Regions from separate parts of the Homo sapiens genome. Here region 1 is linked to region 2. A link is a loop called in an ENCODE intact Hi-C map of the cell type or tissue named here. Cell type or tissue: PC-3. All regions are shown on one strand. Links, peaks and the distances in the headings refer to the core of each region. The heading gives the core; the rest is flanking DNA. Region 1 has its middle 22 kb from the start of POU1F1. Region 2 has its middle 25 kb from the start of HTR1F.

Region 1 (8,908 bases), core at 683-8,682, 470 kb after region 2:
GCATAAAAAGGGTTTATTAGATTTCATGATGTTTTTCAGATTGTCTAGGGTCAGCTGGACCCCTCAGTTCCAGAGAGCATTACTTGAGGAAATTTAGGCAAACATATTTAGCTGGAAGTTGGACTATAGCTGCACCATCAAGTTGGCCTCAGTTACATGGCTGATACCTCAGCTAGGGTGAATGGAACAGCCAGAGACTGGCTGGTCCTCTCTCTCCAACAAGATTCAACTTCTTACTTGGTGCTTGGCTTTCAAAACAGCAAAAGTGGAAACTGTCAGATCTCTTAAGCTCTACACCCAAAACTGATATAGGGTCAAAGCAAGTCACAGGGCCAGCACAGATTAAAAGAGAGGAGTCACAGACCCCATCTTTTGATAAAGGAGAAGCATACATAGAATAGGAATGGGAGGAATTGCTGGTTCCCATTTTTGGAGACAATCTACCAAAAAATTACTCTCTCCCATTAGTTTATTCATTTAATGTAATTGTAAAATCAAACACATCTCCCTACCCTGTTAAAGAAATTCTAAACCTTATCAAATAAGTACGAAAATTCATTTGTGGCTATAGGTGCTTCCATGAACCATCTATTTCAGATACAGGTAAAACTGATCGCGCATCTAGAAAAGATTCAGAAATTTCTACAATTTACAGCTTAACTTGCGTTATGCATGTATAAAAAACTAAGTGAGGTTTCCACCATCAATTTTCAAAAACAAGCCTTATGCTTTATTCATGACTTATAGATTAATATAAGCTGAAGTCACCAAAAATAAAGTCTTTGGTTTATGCAGAATATCTTGTATAGTACAGAGCTATTACTTAAATTCAATGGCTCAGAAAAGCAGCAACATTTATTCTTCTTGTTCAAAAATCTATATGGGGCAGTTCTGCTTCAGGCTGTGGGTCAGCTGGGTGGGGCTCCAGGGTATCGGTGGGGCTCCAGGGAGCTCCACAGGTCTCATTCTGGGACCAGCAGCTATCCAGGGCATACTCTTCTTTTGACATTTAACATGAGCATAAGAAAGCAAGTAGAAATACACAGTGTTTCTTAAGACCTATCCATATTGCATATGCCTAAAAAAATCATTTGACTAAGCCCAACATGGATGGAGCAGAGCAATGCATTTCACGGACTCTAGTGCACTTCAAGGTCGTATGGCAGAGGAAGGAATTAAAGAATGGGAAACAATATTCCCATAGGCCACAATTAGTTTTGTCCAAATCTGTTTGCCCTTCTAATTAGAGTGGCAAATGTGGCTACTGATGCCTAATAAGATGAGGATGACTGATATTGATGATGATCTTGCATCAACTAATAAATATTATATAATCTTCAAGAATCTTAGTTATTTATGTTTTTTAAAATGTTTTAACACTGAAAAGGATTGTCTCTAGTTTCACAGACAAAAATTTCTATTGAACACATACTATTACAGTGTTATTTGGCATGTTATTTGTAATGTATAACATGTAATGTTATACATTAATAACGGTAATAGGATGTGTTTAATAGAAATTCACATCCTATTATTTCTATCGAACAGTGCCAAATAACTGACATGTTACTGTAGTTAATTAGAATTTCCTGCTCTACCAATATCCTATTTAATGCTATAATTCCTGTACTCCAAAGTCATATTGTTTAGGTCTTTCTCTATATTCACACTCTAAATTGTAGCAGAAGTAAATCCTAAGAAGATTTATTTTCTTTTCTTAATTTCAAATTTATCTAAGAAAATTCTAGACAATGTATTTTAAAATAAGCAAAGAATAAGCAATCAAAACTGCCCAGCATTTCCACTGAAGACAGAACAGTCATACTGAAACAACATTTAATATGCTTTTTAACTTGTTCCTTTTCCTCTGAATATGAAGCAAAACTCTGTTTAAAAACATTGAATACCTGTTTCAATCCGATAATAATTCATTATACATTTTTACTAACCTCTTGAATTATCTTAACACTTGTGGCCCTTGAAATGAAAGCACACAGATTAAGTTGAAGATAAAATATATAGTATTATTCTGTCTTCTGTATTAACAAACTCTATTCCCTTGAACTGTCTCTCTTGACATACTCAGATAAAATATTTGTATGCCTAGGTACTTAAAAACCAGGATCAATTGTATAGTAAGCTCTACTAATATTGTTTTGATTATACTTAACTGAATTTAAAAATCACTCTTTTTTGGAGACTGGGAGGAAACGAATTTAGGCACCACATAAACTGTAGTTTTTTATAGTCATCATTTAGCGATTACTTCTCTATACAATATGTTTCTGGTAGGAATTATCCTTTACAAATTAGATACATATTTCCATTTTAAGTTAAATGACAAAACCATCAAAAACTCAAGAACATAGTAACATATTAATAATAAAATAAATTATAAAATGTTATAAATGTTTGGAATACATGTACCTACATCAAAATGAGTCAACCTATTCTTTTGGTCTAGAATGTTCTTTCTTACCCTTGCTAACCAAACTTGTGAATCCTACTTCTTAGGATTAAGCAAACTCTCCATCTTTAAAATTATTATTGATTACATAGCCTCCAAATTTAGTTACCTTAAACAATCATCTATCCTTTTCCTGAATTCTTACAGCATTTATTCACTATATCTAATCTTTGGAACTTAGCTTAACTTGGTTTGTATTAGCAGTTCTCTTTTTTAAGTATATTACCTCTGCAAAAACACTATAAGCTCCTGCATATGAGTAACAGAGTGTTATAACTATTTGTATCCCCTGTGTCTCATGGGATATCCATCCAAAATTATTTGAAGTCTAAAGAATTCAGTATTAATTAATCAATTTTGATGTTTCATTTAATTATTTGTATAACAATTGGTAGAGAGCAATCACAAGCATATATTAGATTATTATTGTACTTTTTATTCATGCAATTTCTTTACGTAATTTGAAAGGAAAAAAAATAAATCAAACTTGTATTTTAGAATTAGGTTGGCAAGCCGGGTGCGGTGGCTCACGCCTGTGATCCCAGCACTTTGGGAGGCTGAGGCGGGCGGATCACGAGGTCAGGAGATCCAAACCATCCTGGCTAACACGGTGAAACCCCGTCTCTAACTAAAAATACAAAAGCAATTAGCCGGGCGTGGTGGCGGGCGCCTGTAGTCCCAGCTACTCAGGAGGCTGAGGCAGGAGGAGAATGGCGTGAACCCAGGAGGCGGAGCTGGCAGTGAGCTGAGATCGCGCCACTGCACTCCAGCCTGGGCGACAGAGCGAGACTCCGTTTCAAAAAAAAAAAAAAAAAAGAATTAGGTTGGCAAACCGTTTTGTAAAGGGCAGATAAGTATTTTGGATTGTGTGGGCCAGCCCATCTATAACACAGTTGTTCAACTCAGCTGTTGGTGTGAAACATTCATAGACAATACACAAATGAACATACATAGCTACGTTCCAGTAAAACTTTATTTACAAAATGAGTGGTGGCCTAGATTTGGCTGCCTAAAGAGTTTTCCTAGTGTGTTGTTCTAGGGTGTTGGTGAGAATATATTAAACTAAAAACATATATCTTATTTCAATTGTACGTAGAGATACAAGTTTATAAAGTAAATAAAGCAATATTCCCTCAGTAGAGTAGATTTTCCTTAAACACTTTCTGATATTCAGCAAAACTTATGCTAGCAAACATATATAATGTGATCTTTGGTACTGCAAATTTTGAAAATACTTTGCAGTACAGCATAACTTTGTTTTAAAAATATTATAATCGTTCATGTATTGATGGTTTCAGTGGTAAGATTAGATAAAACAATAAAATAAATAGTTGTTACATTTTTCTTGAAAATTGAAACAAATAATTATCATTTACTGATGATTCAGAGTTGATTTTAAACAGTTTCATTATGGAGTATAATTTTTTTTATTAATAAATAAGTACATTTGGAACCTTCTAAGCAAATGCCACTTTAAAGCTTTTCATAAATATCTGCCTTTATCTTAGGCAGATTTGCCCTGGAAACACACTCAATGTGTATTCTGGGTGCTCCTCTTTTGCATAGCTCCAAATTTTCTGAAGAAACAGATATATACCTTTCATCATCTCTGTATAATTCATAAAAGTACCCAGAAGTCAAGCTTTAACTTTTTATTTGCAGGTTTTAATAAAGAAAAATATTAAAATATGACTTGACTTTAGAAGTTGATTTTCCTGACAGCAATCAATAGTCCCAGCGAAATGTTAACAATTCATTTTGTTTTCCCTGGTTCAGTGTATCATAGTGCCACCTGCTGGTGTAATTAAAGAAATTGCCAGTATAATGGAGGAAAAAGCAAACATAGTGGGCATAGTATGAAAGTGGACCGTGAGAATCTAGAAAGTTAAGTAATGTACTGTATGCAAAGTACGTAAAGTTACTTTAGCTAATTTGAATTTTACTTTTTAAAAATTCATTTAAAAATGCAGTAAAAGTGTCCATCCAAGACCTGGAAAACGTTTGTAATAGCAAAAGTTTCTAATGAGGAGTTGACTTTAGGTACAAGAATTGCTTTTAATTCAACTTTTTGTTTGAAATTGTTCTAAATTTTTTATATAAAAGCATTTTAAGAATTTTTAAGACTATTTGAACGCAATTTGTGCGATGCACACTCATCAATAATAAACATGCCTTTAATCAATTTTCCATTGTATTTCCTGAGTCTGTGGGTGAATGATCACTGCATGCTACAGTCAGAGTAGCCTGCAATACAGGCCTCTCTCTTCCCCTCTCAAGTTCTCTAATTTCTTTTATTCATGGAAATCACCTAAACAATTAACAGAAATGTAAACCTGCATTTAAAATAAAAATAATTAGAATGGAAGTATTGGTGCCAGCTTACAAAAGGCTTATAATTTAACTCTAGAGTGTTTGTATGGGGAGAGGCCAGGAATGACAGATCCCTGCTTAGAAACTTTGTTTGTTTTTATTGAATAAATGAAATAAAAGTTTTACCACTCTGGATTAACTCTCAGCAATTGGCTCTTAATTTTGTTTAACTCATCCTTCCAAACATATTTTGGATAACAGTTTACTGTTCTTTTCCTGGGGCAGAAAAATAAAGTAGGGGAGAAATGGCAAAGCAGATGCACCCTGAAGGTGAAATTTTGTAACAGGCAAAGTTTATAAAGTCACGTTTCTGAGCGTTTTTCGGAGGGGATTCTAGAAACGCTCATGTCTTTATGCTGTGCTCTAGTTGCACAGTGCTGCCATGAAAACATTTAGTACTTGGAATATTTGCTGTCTCCCTTAATGTAGTCATCCATGTGCCTGCCATGAACCAAAGGTCACAGTACCCCTCTCTGCATCCTTTCTGCTACATAACTTGGATATTTCTTTTCTTGCTTCATTTGTAATTCTCTGGCTTTCAATACTTTTTTTGTAAGTGACTTAAAAATTTTTTAAAAAATAGTCTGGGTACAAAGCATAAATATACTCAATAAAAAAATTTACTGTAGGTTTTATTCTCTTGAAGACCTTTTTTGGGGAAAAATGATCAGTTTTACCAGTAACTTAAAGAATTATTGGTTGAGGTTTCGTGTGGTTGGTTGTTTTCAAAACCTTCTTTAAAATGAAAGGAGTAATAAGAATATGAGCATTTTATCTACCTAGTATATTAGTGCCAAATTATGGGAAAGATGCAAAGTCTTTGGGAACCTGGAGGTTCACAATCTGTTTATTGCTTTTTTGCTCCCTAATCAGAGCAGACCCTACAGGAATTTAATAATGAAGTTGCCAAGACAACTCTGATTGAAGTTTCTACTTGCCATCCAGACCAAAAAACAAACAAATGAACAATATCCAACACTCTTGTAGGCTTTCCTAACGTAAAACAAATTTAATGTAATTTCTATAGCAAAAAAAGTGATGTCTCATAATGCTTATATATTCTACTAAACTATAGAAAAACCATAACTTATCACCAAAACCATAGTAGCACGTACCTCTGTGGAGACATATCTAGACACTCATTACTTAACCTATATAGCGAATACTTTATACTGATCAAAGTATTAATATTCTTTTGAGGAGAAAATTCATATTGTTGTTCTGTGTTGCTTTATCATTAAATGATGGTCAATGCCGACCATCTGCTTGAATGAGCAACAGGAAAACTGTCTAATTCTATTCGATGATAATTTCTTGAGAATTTGAGTTGACATAACATTGAGAAAGCCTATTTTTATTTCCTGAAACAATTTATCTCTGTATATGTTTGCTAAAAGTGCTTTTCCTGTCTCTAAATAACTGTTTTAAGATATAGTTTCAGTCTGAATAGAAAAACTGCAACTCAAACCATCATGCTTAAAATTTTTAATTTAGACTTGGGGACTGCCTAGCCCATCCTTTGACACCCTACAATGTAGAACCTCTTAATAAATAAACCACTCTTGAGTACTGCATTGGGTAACTTTTGAAGATGCATGAATTACTGAAAGCTAGTAGAATGAGATTTAGTAAAAATGGATACTAATTTAGTAGAAAGTGCCTGCTTATACTATAGATTATTGCTGCTACAAAGATAATGACACATTTTCTGCTAGTGTTTTATTAATGTCCATTCTGATTAAATGAACATTAGTCATAAACTAATTCAAAGACAAAGACATGACTGTTACTTGCATAAATGCAACCATGGCTATGGTAATGGTAAATGTGAATGCCCAGTAAATGCCATGACATTCAAATTTCATAAATTGGAGCCATGGGAAATACAGTAGGTAGTTCTCAAGTAATGAAGAACCTGTTCTAGGAAATAAAGAGATTTAAGTGTAAGCCCATGATATAGTCCAGATATCTATCCCCTCCACATTTTATGTTGAAATGTTTCCCAATGTTGGGGGTAGGCCTGGTGGTAAGTGTTTGGGTCATGGGGGTGGTCCCTCATGAATGGCTTGGTGTCCTCCCTGTGGGAATGAGTTCATGCACTGAGTTGTTTTAAAGAGCCTGGCACCTATTCCCTTCTCTCTCTTGCTCTCTGTTGCCATGTGATATGCCTGCTCCCCCTTCGCCTTCCACCATGATTGTGAGCTTCCTGAGGCCCTTACCAGAAATGGATGCCAGTATCACACTTCCTGTGCAGCCTGCAGAACCGTGAGCCAAATAAACCTCTTTTCTTTATGAATTACCCAGTCTCAGGTATGCCTTTTTTAAATTTTTATTTTTCCATAAGTTATTGGGTTACAGGTGGTATTTGGTTACATGAGTAAGTTCTTTAGTGGTGATTTGTGAGATCCTGGCGCACCCATCACCCGAGCAGTATACACTGCACCATATATGTGTCTTTTATCGCTTGTCCCCCTCCCACTCTTCCTCCCAAGTCCCCAGTGTCCATTTGTCACATTCTTATGCCTTTGTGTCCTCATAGCTTAGCTGCCACATATCAGTGAGAACATACAATATTTGATTTTCCATTCCTGAGTTAATTTACCTAGAATAATAGTCTTCAATCTCATCCAGGTCATTGCAAATGCTGTTAATACATTCCTTTTTATGGCTGAGTAGTATTCCATTATATATATATGATGTGTATATATATGATATGATATAAGATATATATGATATGATATGGGATTTTATATATATATATATATATATATATATATATATCACAGTCTCTTTATCCACTCGTTGATTGATGGGCATTTAGATTGGTTTCACGATTTTGAAATTGTGAATTGTCTGCTATAAACATGTGTGTGCAAGTATCTTTTTCGAATAATGACTTCTTTTCCTCTGGGGTAGATACCCAGTAGTGGGATTGCTGGATCAAATGGTAGTTCTACTTTTAGTTCTTTAAGGAATCTCCACACTATTTTCCACAGTGGCTGTGCTAGTTTACATTCCCACCAGCAGTGTAGAAATGTTCCCTGATCGCCACATCCATGCCAATGTCTACTGGTTTTTGATTTTTTTATTATGGCCATTTTTGCAGGAGTAAGGTGGTATCACATTGTGTTTCATTTCACATTTCCCTGATCATTAGTGATGTTGAGCATTTTTTCATATGTTTGGTGGCCATTTGTATATCTTCTTTTGAGAATTGTCTATTCGTGTCCTTAGCCCACTCTTTGATGGGATTGTTTGTTTTTTTCTTACTGATTTGTTTGAGTTCATTGTAGATTTTGGATATTAGTCCCTTGTCAGATATGCAGGAACAGTCAGCAGAGTAAAGAGCCAACCCACAAACTGGGAGAAAATCTTCACGATCTATACATCTGACAAAGCTATTCCTTTATAGAAATGCAAACAGACTAACACAGTTCATTTTCCTACCTAACCTGCTTTTAGTATATGAAGTTTTAGTATACATACTTAGTATATAAAGTTTTAACACCTACTCACAGTACTTGCTATTGACATTATAGTTAAAATTAGACTTCACCAAACTTATAACAGCTTATGACGTTGTGGTAAACAACCCTTAATTCTGAAATGACTTAAGTGTTTTCTGATCAAGGTTTTTGTCGTTTAAAACTGCCAGTTACCCTAGGTAAATATGCACATTAAGAATGGTATAAAACATTTTTACTATGAAATGGAGTATTTAAACAATTTTCTTATTAATACTTTAAACAAATCTTGATACAATACAAATTGTATTAATGTGACAATGTTAATAGATTTTCTCTTGTGCCGTAACTATCCATTCTATAAATATACTTTCTCTCTGACATCTTCTGTATCCACAAATTGTATACTTCCTGGGTTACATTTGACATATGACAATGCTATAGCAATATTTGCAATTTAAGAGGAAGTTGCAAATAATATTTCAAGCAAATGTGTAGATGGGCTATATAGCCTATACTAAGATGGTCTTAGCTTATGAAAAGGGATTAAATACAAGCTTTGGAAGATGCTTCATTTTAAGCACTGTATTTACAGGGTAAAGTTGTA
Region 2 (8,908 bases), core at 298-8,297:
ATGGAATGGAGGCGGTTCCCACTACTGCATGCTAGCATTTGGAGCCCAAGCTGCCCCTCCTTCCCTATATTAACTCATAGAACGTCATCAATTGCTCCATTTCTTCCTGGAGAGTTCTCCAGGGGCTTAAGAACTGCCTTCTAACCCCCATCAGGACCAGCACTTGCACCTGCCATTGCATGACCCAAGTGCAGACTTGCTTGTCCTAGTCCTGCCAAGCTTTGCAACCCCACCCCCATCTTGGAAGCAGAGCACAGGACTGGAAACATTGGAAGTTCCAAGGCCCAGCCCATCACCTGTGACACCCAAGTATATCTCCTGGTTATCAAAGATCAAGCATAAACTCGACTGCTACCACTGCAGCTGGCTTTCACTGACAAGTGCCACCTACTGGCTGGCAGTTCAACATGCAGTCCATTACAACATCTGCTGACACAAGTGCATAGTGCTCATAGTGTCCCATAAAACAATTACACAAAGGAGAAAAGAGAAAGAAACAACATGGCAACACACTTGAACACCAAACCACAAAGACAAAAAGAAAAAAAAAAGAAACAATCTACAAAGCAACTAAATAACAGTTAAGATTATGACAGGAAAAAAAACTTCACATATCAATGTCAACCTTGTATATAAATAGGTTAGATGCTCCATCTAGAAGATATAGATTGTAGAAATAGATAAAGAAACAGGAACCAACTATATACTGCTTATAAGAAACTTGCCTTACTTTTAAAAACACTTACAGATGGAATGTAAGGAGGTGGAAAAAGATATTTCATGAAAATGGAAAGCAAAAGTGAGCAGTAGTGGCTATACTTATGTAGATAAAGCAGACCTCAAATAAACAATAGTTTAAAAAAAGACAAAGAAGGTCATTATATATTAATAAAAACATCAATTCACCAAGAAGATACAATCATCCTAAATACATATGCACCAGCACTGGAGCACCCAGATTCATAAAACAATTACTAGACCTAAAGAAGAGATAAACAGCAATGCAATAATAGTGGATGACTTCAATGCCCCACTGACAGCATAAGACAAATCATCAAGACAGAAAATCAACAAAAGGAACACTGGACCTAAATTGGACTTTAGAACAAATGGACCTAACATATATTTGTAGAATATACAATTGTAGAATATACATTCTTCTCATCTGCACATGAAACATTCTCCAAGATAGACCATATGTTAGGCCAGAAAACAAGTCTCAAAAAATTTAAAAATTTAAAATCATGCCAAGTATCTTTTTGGACCATAGTGGAATAAAAATAGAAATCAATGTCTACAGAGACTCTGAAAATGATACAAATATATGGAAATTAAACAACATAAACTTGAACCATCTTTGAGTCAATGGCTAAATTAATATGAAAAATTTAAAATATTTTTAAATGATTGAAAATCAAGATATAACATACCAGAACTTTTGGGATACAGCAAAAGCAGTGCTAAGATGGAATTTTATAGCATTAAATGCCTACATCAAAATAATAAAAACATCACAAGTTAACAACCAAAAATTTCACCTCAAATAACTAGAAGAACAAGAAAAAAATTAAGCCAAAAGCTAGCAGAAGAAAAGAAACAACAAAGATTAGAGCAGAACTAAGTGAAATTGAGAACAAGAGAACAATACAAAAGATCCATGAAATGAAAAGTTGTTTCTTTGAAAAGATAAATAAGGTTGATAGACCACTAGCAAGATGAACCAGGAAAAGAGAAGATCCAAAATACACGTATTCAGAAATGAAAAAAGGAGACATTACAACTGATACCACAGAAATAAAAAACAATCATTAGAGACATATGAAAAACCATACATGCACAAACTTGAAATCTGAGGAAATGGATAAATTCCTGGGAACATACATCCTCCGAAGATTGAATGATAAAGAAACAGAAATCCTGAACAGACTAATAAAAGTAGTGAAATTGAATCAGTAATTAAAAAAATCTCCCTCCTCAAAAAAGCACAGGAGCAGATGGATTCACAGCCAAATTCTATAAAACATTCAAAGAAGAGATGGTACCCATCCTCCTAAAACTCTTCCAAATAATCAAGGAGGAGGTATTCCTCCCTAACTCATTCTATGAAGCCAGTATTACCCTGATACCAAAGCCAGGCAAGAACACAACAGAAAAGACTACAGACCAATATTCCTGATGAACATAGATGCAAAAATCCTAGCAAACCTAATACTAACAAACCAAGTGCAACAACATATCAAAAAGATAATTCATCATGACCAAGTGGATTTTATTCCAGAGATGCAAGGATGGTTTAACATATGCATATCAATAAATGTGATTTGCCACATAAACAGAAAACAAAAATCATATGATCATCTCAATAGATGCAAAAGAAGCATTTGATAAGATTCAGAATCCTCTTATGATATAAACCCTCAACAAACTAGGCATAGAAGAAACATACTTCAAAATAAAAACATTCATATAAGACAAACCCTCAGCAAACATCATATTGAATGGGGAAAAATTGAAAGTATTTCCCTTAAGAACTAGAGCAAGACAGGAATGCTCATATTCACCACCCCTATTCAACATAGCACCAGAAGTACTATGATTGCCAGAGCAATCAGGCAAGAATAATTCAAGGATAATTATATGAATGTTCAAAATAATAACATTCATATAAGACAAACCCTCAGCAAACATCATATTGAATGGGGAAAAATTGAAAGCATTTCCCTTAAGAACTAGAGCAATACAGGGATGCTCATATTCACTACTCCTATTCAACATAGTACTGGAAGAACCTGATTGCCAGAGCAATCAGGCAAGAAAAAAACAAAGTACCAAATTGAAAAAGAGTAAGTCAAATTATCTGTTTGCTGATGATATAATCTTACATATGGAAAACGTTAAAGTGTCCTCCAGAAGACTCCTAGATTTGATAAATCGGTTCAGTAAAGTTTCAGGATACAAAATCAATGTACAAAAATCAGTGGAACTTCTACACACTAGTAACAATCAAACTGAGAACAAAATCAAGAAGCCAATCCCATTCGCAATCACTACAAAAATAAAATACTTAGGAATATATTTAACCCAGAAGATGAAAGATCTCTACAAGGAAAACAACAAACATTGAGGAAGGAAATCATAGATGACACAAGCAAATGTAAAAACATCCCATGTTCATGCATCAAAAGAATCAATATCATTAAAATGACCATACTTCCCAAAGCAATCTACAGAATCAATGTAATTTCTATAAAAATATCAATATCATTTTTCTCACAATTAGAAAAAAGAATCCTAAAATTCATATGGAACCAAAAAGGACCCTAAATAGCAAAGCATACCTAAGCAAAAAGAACAAAGCTAGAAGCATTACATTACATGACTTCAAATTACCTCAAGGCTATAGTAACCAAAATAGTGTAGTTCTGGTATAAAAATAGACAAATAGATGTATGGAACAGAATGGAAAACCCAGAAACAAAGCCACATACCTAAAGCCAACTAATCTTTGATAAAGTCAACAAAAACATACATTGGGGAAAAGACATCTTATTCAATAAATAGTGCTGGAAAAAATGGTTTGCCATATGAAGAAGAATGAAACTGGATTTTAACTCTCACCATACATAAAATTAATTCAAAATGAATTAATGACTTAAATACAAAACCTAAAACTATAAAAAAAAGAATACCTCAGAAAAACTCTTCTGAACATATGTTTAGGCAAAAAAATTCATGACTAACACCTCAAAAATAAAGTTAACAAAAACAAAAATAGACAAATGAGATTTAATTAAATTAAAAAGCTTCTGCATAGCCAAAGAAATAACAGAGTGAACAGACAACCTACAGAATAAGAGAAAATTTTTGCAAAACTTGCATTCAACAAGGGAATAATATCCAGAATCTATAAGAAATCCAAACAGTTAACAACAATTTTAAAAATCAAATAACCTCATTAAAAAGTGGGCAAATTATATGAACAAACATTTCTGAAAAGACATAGAAATTATCAATAAGCATATGAAAAAAACTCAACATCACTAATCAGAAAAATAAAAACTCAAACCACAATGAGATACGATCTTATACCAGTCAGAATGGATATTATTAAAAAGTCAAAATACAACAGAGGTTGTGAGGCTGCAGAGACAAGAGAATACTTCTACATTGTTGGTGGGAATGTTAATTAGTACAATCTCTACGCAAATACCTAGATTAGGTAATTAGTACAATCAAAAACTATATGTTGTCAATTATAAGTGGGAGCTAAATAATGTATACAAATGAACATAGAATGCGGAATAATGGGCACTGGAGGCCTGGAAGGTTGGGACAGCGGGAGAAGGGTAAAGGATGAGAAATTATTTATGTACATTATTTGGACGATGATTATACTAAAAGGCTATATTTTGCCACTACACAATATATCTATGTTACAAAACTGCATTTGAATGTCCTACATTCATACAAATTAAAAAATAAGTTAAAAAATAAAATAAAATATATTTTAGCCATTATTTCTTTGGATATTTTTCTGCTTTTTTTTAAAATTTGATACTCTTTGCCAGGGTAGTCTATGAGACTCATTTTTGGTTTTCATTCCAACCCAAGAGGACCCTCTTACTACCCGTCTCTGTCTCTAGCTCTCTTTGTTAGATTTCTATATTTTCTATATTGGAAATGGTGTAGCTCACCACACTCATGGAGCTCCCATTATCCTCTTATTTGTTTTCAAGATTGTCCCTAAGCTTGAACTTTCCCCGTACTCTTTTCCAAATAAAGTCAGGTCTTTTGGGGAGTGTTTCAGAGCTCTCTCTTCTTATTGTCTTCTCTGCCCCTGAACAAAATCTGTGCACGACTGCTCTAAAGCTGAGTGTAGGGATATTGTTTCACTTGTCTTTGAGTGACACACTGTTTTACAAGCAGGAAACTGGTTGGAACTGCATACCTTTGTTCTTCTTAGTTTATTCCTCCCAGCATGGAAGGGACAAGCTCACTTAGACTTATAAGTGAGCTGGGATGAAGGTTAACAAGGTCTCAGCATTCTACAACTCCTGTGCCTGGGGTTTAGCTTCTGTCCTAGAATGGGGGCTAGGTCAGTTATTCTTGCCTTGGAATAGGGCTACTGTAACAGAGAGCTGGGTGGCATGAGAAACGCGGATAGCCTGCCTCTCCTGGGAGATATTCTAGATTTTAACTGACCTTAATTCTCCTGAAAGATATTGCAGCTGGAGAAAGAGGGAGTCTATGTTCTTGGTTGCTCCCGACTAGATTGAAGTTTCTACTATGCTAAGATGGAAGGGAAAGGAAAGAAATGGGTCATGGTTCAAATGCCACAAATGCTCCTTGTTCTTATTGTGTGATTATTTAGATTGTCTTGAATAAATGTTTCTTTATTTGCTGTATGCTTTTAGGACAATTTGCAGTTTTTAAACATATGCAGACACACACACAAACACATACACACACTTTTCTTTCTTTAAAAGGTATGCTTTCTTCACTGGAGACAGGATCTGTGGAGTTTCTTACACCAACATTTGGAAGATAGGCTTAGGTTTGGCAGGGAGGGGTTTGCCTCCTTGCAAAGGATAACTTCTAGACAGCAGTTCTTAAAGTGATCTGTGGACACACAGTAGTCCCTGTGACCTTTTCAAGTTTACCACAGGCTAAAATAATAAAATTGATAATAACCATTATGATAATAATGTGTTATGTTACTTTTTTCACTGTGTTGATGTTTGCAACCACAGTGGAACAGCAATGGGGGGAAAACTATGGTGTCCTGGCATGGATCAAAGTAGTGAAACTGAACTCAACTAATAGTCACTGTTCATCACCACCACTCAGTCACAGGAAAAAAATACAAGTTTTAATTAAGAATATCTTTCATGAAGCAATAAATATTATTAATTTTACTAAATCTCTAGCATTGACCATGTCATCACTTTTGTTACATACCAAAATATGACAGTTGTTCTGAGAGAAAGCATGTGTGCCATTGTTTAAATTGCAAGCTAGAATAAGTCTTTCATGAAATAAAAGTTTTTTTTAACTTGGAAAAATTAGGGACAAAGTTCGTTTATTCACATTTGATGTTTTGATGCATTTTTTGTCAAAAATGATGAAATGGGCTTGTCACTTCAAGGCCATTAAATGTCAATATTTTCTCAACAATAAAATGTGAGATATCAACATAAAATTAAAATTAGAATGTCTATCACTTTGTTATTCTAATACTTAAAGTCTTTTATCACACAATTGGTGGTGATATTAATTAATACGCTTGTTAAAAATTTAGACTAATAAAAGAGTCAACATTTTGTAGGTATGCATAGCTTAGTAAACCAATATTTTCCAAATGACCAATGCTTATAAAGTTATGACTGGGTAAAGAACTATTCAAAGTCCAAGACAGGCATATAAATTTTAGTGTAACAGAGTTTATAAAGTTCATTGACATGGTTTCCTATTCTACGTTGCAACTACCTTTTGAGAAACTATGACATGATGAGTATTGATGTAGCATTTAAAAATAATATTCACAATCATCTGAAACGCCTATTAAAATGTTCTTATCTTTTCCTACTACATACCTGTATAAGACTATCTTGTCTACATATATTTAAACCAAAACAATGTATACCTTGAATGCAGAAGTATATATGAGAATCCATTCATCTTCTAGTACTTGACATTAAATAAATCTACAAAAATGTAAAATACTTGCTTCTCATTTTGTTTTGAAAAAATATATTTTCATAAATACATATTAATTATATCTCACATAATGAATTAACTTTGGTTTTTGGAAAAGGAATTAATGTTTTAGAACTTTCGCTGCTTTAATTTTGAATACAGTAAATATTGATATTATATATGTCAATATTATACCACTCATATAAACAGTAGCTCTTTGGGTCCTCAAAAACTTTTTAAGAGTGTAAGGGGAGAGAGCTAGGGCAGGGGTTGGCAAATTTTGGCCAGCCTGCAGGCTAAATTCTGCCCTCTGCCTGTAGCATGTTTTTGTATGCCCCCAGAACTAAGTATGGCTTTCCCATTTTAAAGGGTTAAAAATAAGACAAAACAAACAAGATAGCAAAAACAAAACAAAACAAAACAAAAAACCAGAAAAATATATGACAGAGACCGTGTGTGGCCTGCAAAGTCTAAAAATACTTTAGAGAAAAATTTGTCAATCCCTTTTCTAGGTCTTCAAATTTTTTTTACATCATTTTCCAACAGTGTTTCAAATTATTCAGATATCAAATAAAACATTTTCATTCTCTTTAGAGGAAACTTCTGACAGCTAAATGGTTTTTTTTTTTTTGCAATTTATTAGTAATTTTCACAAAAATCAAGTTTTCTAGATGAGGATAGTTCCAGTCTTCAGAGTTTCTATTTTTTTTTAATTGGGTTTTTTTTTTTTCGACATTCTATTCACTGGGAAGGAGAGAGGCACCACTAGAATTCCAAATGGAATACATTTGGGATTCTAGATGTTCTACAATTAGCAGAACCATCTCACACCAGAAAAAATGTTCCCATGCCTTATAACTTTTTAATCTCTCTCATCAGACACTTATTTAGATTTGGGCACATTTTATTTCAGTGAGCCTATAGACTAAATCCAGAGTACTTATTAAACAAATCTTTGTACACAGGTTTAATGTACACTTAATTGTTAAGGAATACAATATTATTAATATATGGATACCATTCACTCATTTATTTATTTATTCAGTCATTCAACAAATATTTAGCAACTATGTGTTAGTAGTTGTCTGATGTTATGGGAATACATACGTTAACAAAAATGAAAAAGAAAAAATATTATTGCTTTCACAGAGGGAATGTATTGTCAAGATCAAGATAGTTTAAATTATGCTGTGGTGACAAGCAACCCTCTAAGCTCAGTGGCTTAACACAACAAAAGTTCATTTCTCACTCACGGACACACTGCAAGTCCATCATGGTTTCTAGAGGTGATGATATTCGTGAGTCACTCAGGAATCCAGGTTGATGGAAACTCCTTTATTCAGTAATTGTGCCTTTCAGAACATGTAGCCTCCTCCTTGAATACTTCAGCATAGGAAGAGACCCTACTTTTACTGTTTAGCCTGGACATGGTGCATGTCATTTGGACCAGAAGAACTAGTCACATGAATATAGGCCATATAAACAACTGGCCTTGCCTAACTTCAAATGATCTGCAAAATAAGGGGGGCACATTAATGTTTGCTGAGCAATAGTATCTCTGGCACAGGAAACAAAAAATAAATCACATTTTTAAAAAACCTATACAGCATACTATAGAAAAAAAAGGTCAGAGGAGAGTAGACAGTACAGACTATGATGGGAAAAGCTGGAATTTTAAATAGACAGTAGGATAAGGCCTCACTCAAAAGGCAACATAAGCAAAGTTTTAAATAAAGTAAGGGAATAATCCACGTGTCTATCTGGGAAAAAAGCATTCCAATCAAGTGGACAGCAAGTGCAAAGATGATGGACTAGAAGAGTCCTGGTATGTTAGAGGAATAGCAATGAGGACAGTCTTGCTGAAGAGAACTGAAAGGAGGAAAGCTTAGGTGAGATGAGGTCAGAGAGGTAAAGTCTGGGGATGTAGTGATTAACTTTAGTGTGTCAGGCCATTTTAGGACTTTGGCTTTTATTCTAATCTGGGAATACACTGAATGTTGTTAGGTAGATGAATGTCATATTTTAACAGGATCACAGCTACTGTGTTGAGAACAGACTCTGGAGAGACAAGGGTAGAGCAGTGAGATCAAGTAGGAGATCATGGCATAATCTATGCGAACATTGTTGGTATCTTTTATTAATGTGCAATAGGTGGTGAGAAGTAACTGAATTCTGAATATGTTTTGAAAATAGAGTTTAGATTTGCTAAAGG

The links. Peaks named below come from ENCODE experiments on the same cell type or tissue, not always from the same donor. Only the 100,000 strongest peaks of a DNase experiment are listed, where the experiment ranks them.
Region 1: it touches region 2 in a loop (2.1-fold over the local background); 3 of 110 quality-filtered maps call a loop at or near these places.

What each region holds. Positions count from the first base shown.
Region 1 is chr3:87,293,658-87,302,565 of GRCh38, reverse strand. No RefSeq gene overlaps it. Among named protein-coding and RNA genes, the nearest start is that of POU1F1, 22 kb to the right of the region's middle. In PC-3, for the core only: a CTCF peak has its summit at 4,262 (motif pointing left); a DNase peak (open chromatin) is centred at 4,255.
Region 2 is chr3:87,762,935-87,771,842 of GRCh38, reverse strand. No RefSeq gene overlaps it. Among named protein-coding and RNA genes, the nearest start is that of HTR1F, 25 kb to the left of the region's middle. In PC-3, for the core only: a CTCF peak has its summit at 380 (motif pointing left); DNase peaks (open chromatin) are centred at 392 and 4,922.